2 separate regions of the Mus musculus genome follow, and region 2 is linked to region 1. The links are chromatin contacts, found by Hi-C or POLR2A ChIA-PET in ENCODE. All regions are on one chromosome and are shown on one strand. The core of a region is the stretch at or near the end of the contact, and the rest is flanking DNA. Distances in the headings are between cores, read along the strand shown.

Region 1 (6,518 bases), core at 807-3,306:
GGGAAACTAGGGAAAGGGATAACATTTAAAATGTAAGTAAAGAAAATATCTAATAAAAATGCATTAAAAAAAACCTGCTCTGAGGACAGACTAGTGCCACAATTAGTTTTTTCCTTCTTGTGATCCAATATTATGTATGGTACATGTTCAATAAATTCCTTTTACTTAACTAAAATCAGTGTATGTATAGTTTGTGTGGCAATTTCCACACCCCAATAAGGAAGAGAGCAAAACTGGGGGAAGTGAAGTGGTTAAAAAACACACGCTTCACTTGTAGAGTGCCTGAAATCAGTTCCTAGGACCCATATCAGTTGGCTACCTGTAGCTTCAGCAGAATCCTCAACCACATCCCCTATCAGGTGGCTTCTGCAGCTCCGGTGGAATCTCTGGCCTCCACATGTGTCTGCACACGTCCACACAGAGACTGTGGTTTAAAATTTTACAAGTATTTTTAAAAATCAGATTCTGCGTTTTGATGTCAGTAAATTGAAAGTAAAGGAAAGGGTAAGTATGGGTGAGTGGTGGGAGAAGCCTGCAAAGGCAGCGAGAGGTCCTGAGAAAGATCGACCAAGGGAGGAGAGGAGTGAGGCTAGCACAAAGTGCTGAAAAGACGAGGCCTGGGATACAGACAGACTACAGGGGTTCCGCAGGAAATTAAAGCTAAGATCGGAGCTCACTGCAGTAGTTTTGAGATGAGATTAGTCAGCTTGGTTTTCTAACTTTTCCAAGCAGTTCTTGGAACTCAAGAGGGATATACCCATGATGACTTAGTCCTGTAGATATGAAAGTACAACTAGATACTTCACATCTTTAAGGGACTATTTTCCTATTGTCCATTTACAAAGCTATAGAGATAGAGGAGTAATGTCTTCTTTTCCTCTCTGGTGCTTTTGACATAGGTACCTGTGTGTGCACATCATATAAGCAAGTAATAACAAAGGCCTCACAAGTGAGTGTGATATGCTACTGTCAGTCATAAAACTATGGGGTGTGGAAACACTAATTCACACTGTTATATATTTGATTTCTGTAAGGTAAGTTTTTTTTTTGAATTTTCATTTTTTGTTTTATATTTTTGCAATGCTAGATAGAGATCTAGCCCAGGGCCTCAAGTGTTAGGAAAGTTCTCCTGTAACATTTTAAATATAATGAACCAAACAGAGTTAAACAATAGTCCCAAGACGTCTAATGCTTCTAGTACTAACTGTAGAGTTTGGGAGCGACAAAGGGCACCCTCAGGTGGGGTATTTGGTTTTAAAAACATGTTCACTTGTGGAGTCCTGAGCAACACTGATTCCTTTCAGCAACCAGGTGTGAGAAAGCATGGAACAATGCAGCCAGTGATGCTTCCCAGCACCTGTGTGCAGAGTTTTTACCATGCACCAACAGGTCGGTCGTTAGCCCCTCTGGAGGTCAAGCTGAGGACCACCACAAGTGGGTTGTTAGATTTTCTTACAGGCTCAAAAGCCTCAGAGTAAAACATAATTTTATCAGGTAAGATATTTTAGAATTGCCAGGCACAATGGGAAAGGCCAGATCTCTCTTTGGGCCAAAGTTAAATTTATTACACAATGCACATTTCAGCTTAACAAATAAGTATATCTCCATCTCTCTTTCCTTTATTATTCTTGGCATTAAAAATATTTAGAAAGCCAGGCACACGGAAACACAGCAGAAGCCTCTGTATGGGGGAAGCTAAAGATTAGGACGCTGAGGCCAGCCTTTAGAAACATAAACCCTGTTTCTAAAGAAACAAAGGTTGATGCCATATGTGTTTCTGGGTGTGCTCTCCAGCACCATAAAATATGGCAAGTGGATTTCTGAGTTAGAACTAGCCTGGTCTGCGGAGCTAGTTACAGGATAGCCAGGGCTACACAGAGAAACCTGTCTCAAAAATGTAAAAAACAACAAAATAATAAAAATACAAGCTTATAGAAAAAGTAGCAAGAATAAGAGACTGTGCATATTTACACAGATGTCTTATCTTTTCACGGCATTTTTGTGTTGTTCTGCTGTCCTGGCTGGCTTGGTACCACCAAGGACACGCAGAGACAAGAGTGCAAACGCCCAGAATGGGCGGGGACCCCGGAGCCGTGCAGCGCAGCGACCCCTACCGCCCACCAGGGGGCGCCCGCAAGGCTTGCTGGACGCCGGAACATGGCGCGGCCGCCCGCGAGCCTCGGGTCGCAGGCGCCGGACCGCGACCGAGGGGAGGCCAACGTGGTGACACGGGTGTCGCAATGGGCAGACAACCATCTGCGCCTTGTCCAGGTGCCACAGCCCGGCGGGGTGGGCTAGCCTGAGCGGAGTGATCGCGGCAGGCCTGGAAGAGGACCCGCAGGGGCGGAAAGACAGCCGGGCCACAGGGGAAATGGCCAGGGAGGCGACATCGCCTCATTTGCCCTCCTGGCGGCGGCGGTGGTCAGGCCTGGAGGCTGGCGCAGGGCTGGGGACACCACAGGGCTGGCCCAAGAGTAGCTCCTCATTCAGTATGGCGGGCTGGATACCCAGGAAGAGCAGAGAAGCCCGAGAGGCCTTAACAGAGCAGAGCCAGGATGGGTTTTTCCAGGGCTGGGGTTCGAACTTTGGTAAGCATTGTAGTGCTTACCACTGAACTGTATCCCCAGTTGTTTTGGTTTTGGGTTTTGGGGTTGTTTTTTTTTTTTTTTTGGTTTTTTTTTTTTTTTGTTTGTTTGTTTGTTTTTTTGGTTTTTTGAGACAGGGTTTCTCTGTATAGCCCTGGCTGTCCTGGAACTCACTTTGTAGACCAGTCTGGTCTCGAACTCAGAAAGAAATCCGCCTGCCTCTCGTGTTTTCTTTTTAAGTGAAACAAGAGAAGACACTGAAATTCAATCATAGAAGAGACACTTAGACAGCCAGTCTACTACCAGATAAAGGACTGCTAAAGTCCCTGTGGTGGTGGTGGTTCCTGTCATGGAGCAGTCGTAGTAAATGATTTACTGGGAAAAGCTGTAGAGCCCTTGGACATTAAAATTTGGAGACTGATCTTGAAGACAGCCCATTAGACTTTAAAGTACAGTTGTAGGCTTGAGGCAACAGTGTTCAATGGGAAATCAGAACTGGACGTAAAGCTGAGTGAGAGTGAGCTGCATAAACCTGGTGGAGTGGGTAAAGCCCTAGTCTTGACAGACATCTTGAAACAACGTCAGAAAGGTACAGAAAACGGTCTAGAAATGAGGCCTAGGGGATTCTCTGGGGAGGGAAGGTAGCAGAAGCAAAATCTGAGGCAAACAGGGAGACAGATGATTAGGAAAATGAGTAGCCAAAAGCCAGGACAACGTATTTGGAAGGAACAACAACTTTTTTGTTTGTTTGTTTTGAGACAGAGTTTCTCTGTATAGCCCTGGCTGTCCTGACTCACTTTGTAGACCAGGCTGGCCTCGAACTCAGAAATCTGCCTGCCTCTGCCTCCCGAGTGCTAGGATTAAAGGTGTGCAGCACCATGCCCTGCCCGGAACAGCTTTTAAGAATCCTGCTGAGAATTGGAGGAAGCTGAACTTTGCAAAAGCTTTGCAGCAAGAGAGCATGAGGTCCAAGGCCAGGCCTGCTGACATGCTATTGTAGCGCCACGTTAGAGCAGTCTGGTATCTGCCATTTAGTAGTAATCCTTGCCAAATAAATGCATACATTGTTACTTACTATACTAATATTAAAGTTCAACCATTTACACAAACACCAGCTATTTTGTATTTGTAAGGTTTTCTACCAAGTACAAAATTCACCATGGGTGTAAGGCTAGAAATGCTAGGCCATGGGTGCATTCAAGAAATTCACAGGCGGGCCAGGCGTGGTGGGCCATGCCTTTAATCCCAGTACTCGGGAGGCAGAGGCAGGCAGATTTCTGAGTTCGAGGCCAGCCTGGTCTACAAAGTGAGTACCAGGACAGCCAGCTCTATACAGAGAAACCCTATCTCGAAAAACAAAACAAAACGAAACAACAACAACAAAAACATATAAAAAAAAATCGCAGGCAAAGTAAAAAGCATTCACTCAAGTCCCTGTGAGTGCCAGATTGCTAAGGAAGAACTAGGAAGGAATGTGGAAGAGTCCAGCCAGCATTTGAGACATCTGTGTTATTTGAACTGTTAGTGGTCATGAGGACAGTCTCCTTCCTTTTAAGTTGGTACGCTGACTGTTATAAATGGTAATTGGTGAGGATTAATCGTTACCTCTCTTCCTGTAGAACATCAGCACGGGAATGGCCATAGCTGGGATAATGTTGCTGATAAGGAGCGTCCGGCTGGTGAGTGACCAATGGTACAGGCAACAGATAATTGACTTGGTCTCCAGGCTGCTTGGATACATCCTGGGAGAGTTTAAATTATAATTTAGAATAACAAACACACTTTAAGATCTTGGTTAAGATTTAGAACAGAGAATTTATTTGGGGGTCATAAAAATGTGCAGAATTTTACTTACTTAATTCAACAGACTATACGCATAATATTTTTAAGACTTAAAAGGAAATGTTTCCATAAAGGATTTGGTTTGTTATAAATAATATAGTCACTGAACTTGAAAAGCTGAGGCAAGATTGCTGCAAGTTCCTAGCCAGCCTGGATTGCTGATGAGTTTCAGGTCAGCCAGGCATGGGCCAGAAAGAGATCTTGTCTCAAAACAAAAACAGAAAATAAACAAACTAGGATTTGTCTTGTCTGGGTAGAGAGGTGTTGTTACAGATAAAATCTTGGCTTTTAGGCAAAACTGTTTCTCAGGTGTTTTGTAAATAAACCACTATACGTAGATAGAAATTCGAGTTCTGATGTGGCTGTTTTTAAGTTAAACTGTCAGATTATAGAATTATCCATTTAATTTGAAAGGTTACAACTTTCCAATTTATCCTAGAATGGTCTTTTGAGATTCTGCCTAAGAATATATATAATAATGCCTATTATATATAATTATTATAATTATATAATTATTTATTATACATTATTTTATATATTACTATATAATTATTATATATTATATATGAAGTAATATGTTGCATATTATCTATCTCCATATATATGTGTGTGGATATATATCATTATGACGTTCATGTTGATGAATATCTGAAAACAAAATACATATAAGTACTTTATGTATGCCCCCCCCCATACATACACACACACACACACACACACACACTCAATTCAGAGTGGTCCTTCTGAATTGCAGTTAAAAGTAAGTTCTGGGGCTTGGGGATGACTCAGTGGGTAAAGCTATGGAGACCAGAGCCCACATGAAGGTGGAAGAGAACATACTCCACAAAGTTGTCCTCTGATCTCCACATGTACAATATATCATGTATACACACACACACACACACACACACACACACACACCACTAAACAGAAAATTTTAAAAATTCAATTCTGGTTGAGAGATGATTGGAAATTTCCCCAGCGGTTAAATAAAGCTCTTCTCCCTTGCAGAGAAAATATGCTGCAGCATTAAATATGCTTTCCTGGTAAAAGAAACAAGTGCAATGTGATGCAGTTCTGAGCTAGCCGTGATGTGTGCCGCTTGTAGCATTAAGTAGCTACTAACCCTGGGTACCAAGTAGCTGTTGGGGAGTAAAATCTCAGGGCTGGCCTTGGTCAGCAGGGTTTGTTTTGTCTCCTAAATGATTTTTAAAAATAAAAACATGTCTTGCCAGTTAGGAGTCATTTAACTTGACACAGCTTCGCTGAGGATTTACATTTTCCATCTCTTATATAGTAGTTTAAATGGTTTTTAAAGTTATTTACTATTTTTATGTGTATGTGTTTGTGCATGTGTGAGTTTATGTGTGCCAGATGCCAGAAGGAGAGTGTCTGGAACTTGGTGCTGGAAACTGAACCCACATCCACTGCCCTTAACTGCTGAGCCATGTCTCCAGACCCTATAAACACTTTTGATTATATATTAAAGCATTAATGTGAAATTAAGAACCAAGTTAAAACTTTTCAATGGCTATGTCTTCTTGTTAAATGCTTAGGTATCTTCACATTTTATTTCCATTATAAGTGAAAATTACATCTTCTTCTTTGTCAACCAACAGACCTCAAAATTTACAACCTCTTCAGATATTCCAGTAGAATTTATAAGAAAGAAAGTTAAACTACGTGGCCGATTACAGCGGATAACTGAGTGTGGTCTAGAAATTGAACATATACCTATTACTTTACCTTTCATATCTTCATGGAAAGGTAAGTAAGAAACAAGAATTGCAAAATTGGATAACAACTGTAGTGATTGTTATGGCATTTAATAACTAGATGCTGTTTATAAAGTAGCCAAAATATTCTAATTCTGATTACTTTCTGTAACCTATGAAAATCTAAACCATGGTCTGATTTACAAGAAATTATTTAGTTTGGCTCTAGAGTCCTCTCCTTTGTTTTAGTTGACTACTCAGTCTTTCATTTAGGCAGTCAGCTGCTCTTGCCATAAATGATGACAGTCTGGGACTAAAAATAACTGTATGATGCTGAATTGAACAAGTGCAGCCCTTCTAACTTTTGTAGTTTATA
Region 2 (6,969 bases), core at 174-2,673, 35 kb before region 1:
TCAGAAACAAAAAGGAGAGATAGTCCATCCCTTAATCTCAGCGTTCAGGAGTAAGAGGCAGGTGGATCTCTGTAAGATCAAGTCCAGCCCGGTCTACAGAGTGAGTTTCATGCCAGTAAGGACCATACAGTAAGATCCTGTTGAAAAAAATAGAGACTTTTGGTCTCACATAGATAACACTATAAACTGTTTTCCACTCCAATTTTTGAGACAGAGACTTGCTATATATCCATGGATGGCCAGGAACTCGTTTTATAGACTAGTCTGGATTACAAGCATGCACCACCACAACCAACTCTGTTCCTCTCTTTAACAAAGATTAGAAGACTTCATGGTCACTGTGTTCTTTCATTGAAGTATATCAGACTAGGTGTGGTGGCTCATGTATAGAATCCTAGGACTCTAGAAGTTAAGGCAGGAGTATGGCCATAAGTTTGAGACCAGCCTGGGTACATATGCTAGCTTATGTAACCCAGGACTCAGTATCAATACAATGAAAATGAAAGACGAATAATAATAATAATAATAATAATAATAATAAGCAAAGTCTCACATTTCTATGACCATACAAGAGCTGGAGAGAAGGGGGAGGAGAGGAAAAGGAAGGACCCAGGGAGAAATGAGAAGAGAACATGGGAAATTAGCTAAGTGGTTAATAAGCTGTAGAAATCAGAAAAGTGGGAAGGCAGCAAATCCACAAGGGAATTTATGGTTTGTTTTTGTTTTTAATGAAGAAAGCATGTACTATTACACTTGAAATGGCATTTGAAAAACTGGCCAATTATGAATCCAATAAAATTCTTGGAAAACTTATTTCTTTGTTATCACTGAAATACTAAATCTAGTATCTCAACATTTCAAGCTCTAAGAGCTTCCAACGATTCACCAAAACTCGAAGAAGTGCGTCGTTATGCACTTAAAATGCATAACCATGGATGACATGAAAGGAGAAAGGTGGTTTCGAGACGTTTCCATTGGCAAAAAAATAAGATGCAGCAGACTGAAATTTACCTCCTTCACTCTGTGTATCTAGCGTTCCCCTACATTTCTTCCTTGACATTGGGGGAAATGGACAGCCTTATTCGTTCTGTGTATTAGGTAGGAGTGTTTCCATTTAGTCGGGCATAAAGGACCCACAACCTGACACCAAAGCTTAGTAACTGCAGGTTCACAAAGCAGCATTATTACCCAACTACAAGCCTGGAAGTTATGTACTGAATTAAATAAGTACAAACTCGCCTACAGACCTTGTGCAATGTTATCACCAAGGCCTAGGCCAATCCAGAAAACCCGCGCTCACGTGGCGACGAGGGCCCAATGGCCGAGGCACACGAGTTCCATGCAAGCGCATGCGCAAACGGAACCGGGTTTGTTAAGACGTTCCGTCCTGGACGCTCGGTACGCTGGCGTTATTCCTCCCTCGGGGTTAGAATCGAGGGAATTAATGGTTCCTAGCAAACGTTGCTCGCGGTCGCCGCCACCGGAACTTGTTCTGATTCGCTGGCTCCGTCGGGAGGCACGGAACCCATTTTGGCAGGGAACCACTTCCCGAAGCGCGAGGCAGGAAGTTATCCTTTACCTCTGGTGTCTACTGAGGAGGGTGCCCGCTGCAGTGTCAGCTGGTGGACGGGCAAGAGAGCGTTCGAGTCCCCGCTGCAGTTAAGAGCCAGACTCCGTCGCAGCGCCACGGCACGCTCCGCCAGCCTCAAGCCGGGTGCGGCTGCACGGGGAGCTCTTGCCGGCTCCCTGAAGTCGCTCCTGTGGGCAGCGACCCAGGCTTCGCCTGGGCCACCTGCCAGGGATCTGGCTCCCTGCTGCAAAACAGCGACCAGTCTCTCCGCGTCCGCCCTCCCGGCGTTGAACCACCGTGACCCGGGTCCAGAGAGACTGCCTTGGACCTGGGACTAGACTGATCAAAACGCCAGCCTCAGGCCCCCACACACCGGGCTCTGCGTCGTCTCTGATATGTCACCGACCATCTCCCACAAGGACAGCAGTCGGCAGCGGCGGTCAGGCATGTTTAGCCACGCTCTGGATATGAAGAGTGGCCCGCTGCCACCGGGCGGCTGGGATGACAGTCGCCGAGACTCGGTGGGCGGGGAGGGGGACCGGGAAGTTCTTCTAGGTGATGCCGGCCCTGGTGACTTACCTAAAGCCCCGCGGAGCTATAGATCCGAACTAAGTAGCATTTTGTTACTACTCTTTCTTTACGTGCTTCAGGGCATTCCCTTAGGCCTGGCGGGGAGCATCCCCCTCATTTTGCAAAGCAAAAATGTTAGCTATACAGATCAGGCTTTCTTCAGTTTTGTCTTCTGGCCATTCAGTCTTAAGTTGCTCTGGGCTCCCTTGGTTGATGCCGTCTACTTTAAGAACTTTGGTCGTCGCAAGTCCTGGCTTGTCCCTACTCAGTATACACTAGGAATCTTCATGATATATTTATCCACTCAAGTGGACCGTTTGCTCGGAAATATTGATGGCAGAACACCGGATGTAGTTGCTCTCACTGTGACATTCTTCTTGTTTGAATTCCTGGCTGCCACACAGGACATCGCTGTGGATGGTTGGGCATTAACTATGTTATCCCGGGAAAACGTGGGCTATGCTTCGACATGCAATTCTGTGGGCCAAACAGCTGGCTACTTTTTGGGCAATGTTTTATTTTTGGCTCTTGAATCTGCTGACTTTTGTAACAAATACTTGCGGTTTCAGCCTCAACCCAGGGGAATCGTTACCCTTTCAGGTAGTGTACTTAAAACTATTATACTGTTAGGTTTATTTTATGCTTATGAATGCTTTTGATGAAACATCAGATGGGAGCTCTCATTTGTTTGCATACATTTTTTACTTTTAATGATGCACAAGATATTTTACTTCATTTCCCTTTCAAATTAACACAATATTGGATTCCATTATGAGATTTTCATACTTTGCTCACAATCACTTCCATAACACAGCCTTGTTCTCTACATCTACCTCCTAGTCGTCTTCCTTTAAACAGTTCACACACACATTTTTCTTTTCCTTCCAGATTCTTTCTAGAAGAGAAACCATTTGATGTTTGTCCTTCTGCTTGCTTTTGAATTTTTTCTGAATTCTGTTTACAGGATTTTTAAAAGGCTCTATATATCCAGCTTGAGACACAGTCCTGCTTCACCCTCCCGAGTGCTAATATTACAAGCATGTGCCACTACAGCTGGCTTTTTAAATTTTACTGGGAACTTATATGATAGATACCTAAGTATGTTTTCTGTTTTATTAAAGTGTGCTTCTTTCAAGTATTCCTTATGTCAGCCTATTAACACAGTCATATTGATCAGTACTCTTTAGTGAATAGGAAAAAAGCAACCGATAGAATCACAAAATTTCTGAATTAAAGATCCATGGACATTTGCCTGACACAGAAGTATACATTTTAAAATGTGGGTCATATGGTTCACATTTTTTCTTTTGTGTTTTGGTGAATGTTTTCTTGCTTTTCAATCTTTTTCCACCTTTATTTCACAAGTAGTCCCCATTTACCCATCTACTGAATGGGAAGAGTATTTAATATAAGCATTCTGGAATTGGCTAAGTGGCAGGATTCTGAGGACCTACTGCAAATAAAGACTGTCTGTGCAAACTAGGAACAGTAGAGATGAACATTGCTGAGGCCCAGAATAGCCGGCCAGTGACCATGGTAGAGATAACAGTTGACTTTATTATTAGTTAAACCTTTATGTAAGCTGGTGTGATTTTTTTTTCTTTTTATTTATTTATTTTTGGTATAACTGGAATTTGAACTTTGTTCTCCAGAAGATTCTAAAATAGCTTACTTTAATTAATTTCTATCCATAGTTGACTTATGATTTAGTCTAAAACATTTTAAGTTAAAGAGTTTTTAATTTTAATGCTTACACATAACCACATTACTAGTTTTGAGGTTTCTGTAATTTGGTAATAACATAACTATATTCTGTGTATTCTGTTTCTGTTTGTGTGTTCCTGGTTCTGGGAAATGAACCTAGTACTTCTACATAAAAGGGAAGCCATCTTCTACTGTGCTAAGTCTCAATCCCATTATTAACCAGTGGGACTTTTTCCTTTTTTTCCTCTCTCAGTGCTAGGAATCTATTATTGACCTTTGTCTAGCCCCTAGTTTTCAACAAGAGTCTAGACTGGTCTTAGACTTCTATTCCCTAAGGACACATATAGTTAATTATGTACACCACCATGCCCAGTTTAACTACCTAGTGGTTCTGAGGAATTTAAAGAATGTGGAATCATAAGGAAATATCGTTGCCTAGGTAGTTAAAGAGAAGATAAAAACAGTATCTAGAAAATCTGTGTATTGGAAACCGTAACTTGAAACAAAGAAAACAGCCAAGGGTTTGAGGATGGTTCTGCTGATAAAAGGTCTTGTTGCTCTTGCAGACGTTTTAAGTTTGGTTCCCAGCACTCATATGGTGGCTTACATCCTTCTGTAACTACAGTTTTAGGGGATTTAGTACCCTCTTCTGGCCTCCACAGACACCAAGAATGCAGAGTGCATGTACTTACATTCAGGCAGAATACTAGTACACATGAACATAAACCTTTTAAAAACATTGTAATTCTGTAATTAATTATGGATACTACAGAAGGAATATACTGAGGAATGGTTTGGACATTTAAAAAGCAGTGCTCTATAGACAGCAAATTGAGAACAGGAAGATGGGATGAGATAAGATCTGGAGGAAACAACCTTGGTTATATTGACTGCTTTTTTATAGCTTCATAACAGTTCTGAACCTTTTCTCTCATTCCATTTGTTTTCCAAGAACCTCTAGAGGCAAAGACAGACCCTTAAACAGCGAGGAGTAAGTAATGAACAGGACAGAAGGATGACAGATGTGGCTTTTCCTTCTCTATAATGAGAAGAATGTTGTCAAGAGGCTATTTACAGATAGATGGGCCAGGCAGTGGTGGTGCACACCTTTGATCCTAGCACGAGGGAGGCAGAGGCAGGCGGATTTCTGAGTTGGAGGCCAGCCTGGTCTACAGAGTGAGTTCCAGGACAGCCAGGGCTACACAGAGAAACCCTGTTTAGAAAGAAAGAAAGAGAGAGAGAGAGAAAGAAAAGGAAAGAAAGAAATGAAGGAAGAAAGAAAGAAAAGGAAGGAAGGAAAGAAAGAGATAGATGGACTTGGAGTTAGGTATTTGTAACTGTTAATATGATATTTTGTCTATAGTTGGTAAGAAGTTAGTGGAATCCTCAAGGAAAACCTTAAGATGGAATTATCTTAATATAAGGCTTTTTTTTATGGGACAAATATAACATTGTGATTCCCAAGTTATCTGAAAGCATCACCCACTTTTAGAATGCCTGATTCTTAGTAATGATAGGTTAAAGTTTTAATTTTTTAACTGACTTAGGCTGAGCCACCATGTCAGTTCTGTACGCTTAATTGCTGAGCTACCTTTCCAGCCCCTGTGTGACTTTGAAATTTGTTTTAAAATGAGTATGCATATATAGGAGTCGATCAGAGAAAAAGAGGGTATATTTCTTTGGAAAAAAATGTAATGGATATAAATCCTATATCTACTGGTAAAGCACTATTTATAAGATAAGCATTTTGAACAGGGAAGAAAGCAGACCAATATTTCCTTAATAATAAATTTGTCTTATAGTACTCATTACCTTTTTATGAAACAAATGCTTTTTAGAATTTAAGCAAGCTGAATTGGTTCATTACTAAATAGGTAAGTCATAAGTTGTTTGTATGTTTTTCTAATATTGGCTATACTACATCCTTTAGCACTCATGCGAGGCTTAAAGGATTACACTGGGAGAAAGCTCCGCACCTGAAAAGGGCTTGCACCACAAGCCCAAGACCTGATTTCAATTGCTGGAACCCACAGTGGAAGGAGAGAGCCTACTCCCCCAAACAATAATAAACAAAATATTACCTTTCCTTCAGTCATACGGGGAGAAGTTAGGTGACCATTGATGGGTGGTAAAGCTTTTTTCTAATACTAGGAGTTAAAAATGGAAAAGTTTATGGTTTAACTTTTTTTTCTTTTTTTTTTTTTTTTGGTTTTTCAAGACAGGGTTTCTCTGTAGCCCTGGCTGTCCTGGAACTCACTTTGTAGACCAGGCTGGCCTCGAACTCAGAAATCCACCAGCCTCTGCCTCCCAAGTGCTGGGATTAAAGGCATGCGCCACCACGCCCGGCTATGGTTTAACATTTTAAGAGTAAGATTTATCTTAGAAAATTTAAAACATGGGTTTGGTTTGTTTTGATTTTGGTTTTTACCTTAAAACTCAACTTTTGGGTTTGAGAGATGAGTCAAGTTAAGGGCTCAATACTGCTCTTGTAGAGTACTAAAGTTACGGTCTCCGTACCCATGTTGGATTGTCCACAAACACCTGTAATTCCATCTTCTGGAGATCTGGTGTCTGTGGTTGGCCTAGGCCCCTGCACACGCATACAAACACCCACTCACCCTTACACATAATTCAAAGTAAACTTTAAAACATTTTCAACTTTTAGGGAGGCACTAGAGAGCTAGGTCAGCAGCTCGCTTGTTTACTACTCTTCCAGAGGACACTAATTAACTGTCTTTATAACTCCTGTTCTGGGAATCCAACAGCCTCATTTGCTCTCTACAGGTACCTGCGCACACATTCTGTACATTCATAAGACACACCCACATACACATAAGTAAAATTGAGCTTTTTAGGTAAGTAATATTCAACGTGAATAATATGAACCCTTTTAATTTGTTCCTCTCTTTTGCCTCCAAAGAGACCAGGTAGTGAGCATGGTGAGTCTTTTAATATATAAGCAAATACAGAAAGTTAGAACTTATCCTCAAATGTTAGTAACAAATGTAGATTCAGGGAAAATTAAAACCAGAGACCCACTCCTCAGAAAGAAGGTTGTAAAGACTTTTTTTTTTTTTTTTAACACAAAGCAAAGGAAAGAAGGTACTGGCTGCTCTTTTTACCAA

The links. Hi-C counts contacts between places; a loop is a spot of excess contacts on that map. ChIA-PET counts read pairs that join two places held with the same protein, here RNA polymerase II (POLR2A).
Region 2: a loop to region 1 is called in a map of heart, with 6 times the contacts of the local background. The contact joins the promoter of Slc33a1 here to the promoter of E130311K13Rik in region 1. A Hi-C loop is called at or near these places in 9 of 37 maps with a recorded cell type or tissue (T-helper 17 cell, adrenal gland, gastrocnemius and 2 more). POLR2A ChIA-PET finds 5 or more read pairs at or near these places in 3 of 5 experiments (Patski and embryonic stem cell).

The regions. Positions count from the first base shown.
Region 1 is chr3:63,925,010-63,931,527 of GRCm38, reverse strand. E130311K13Rik (RIKEN cDNA E130311K13 gene) reads left to right here and starts at 2,056. Exons shown (of 5, transcript NM_177856.5): 1 at 2,056-2,271; 2 at 4,205-4,264; 3 at 6,047-6,194. The coding sequence starts at 2,158.
Region 2 is chr3:63,959,187-63,966,155 of GRCm38, reverse strand. It overlaps Slc33a1 (solute carrier family 33 (acetyl-CoA transporter), member 1), which reads left to right and starts at 1,423. Exons shown (of 6, transcript NM_015728.5): 1 at 1,423-2,740. The coding sequence starts at 1,966. It also overlaps a transcript of Gmps not described here.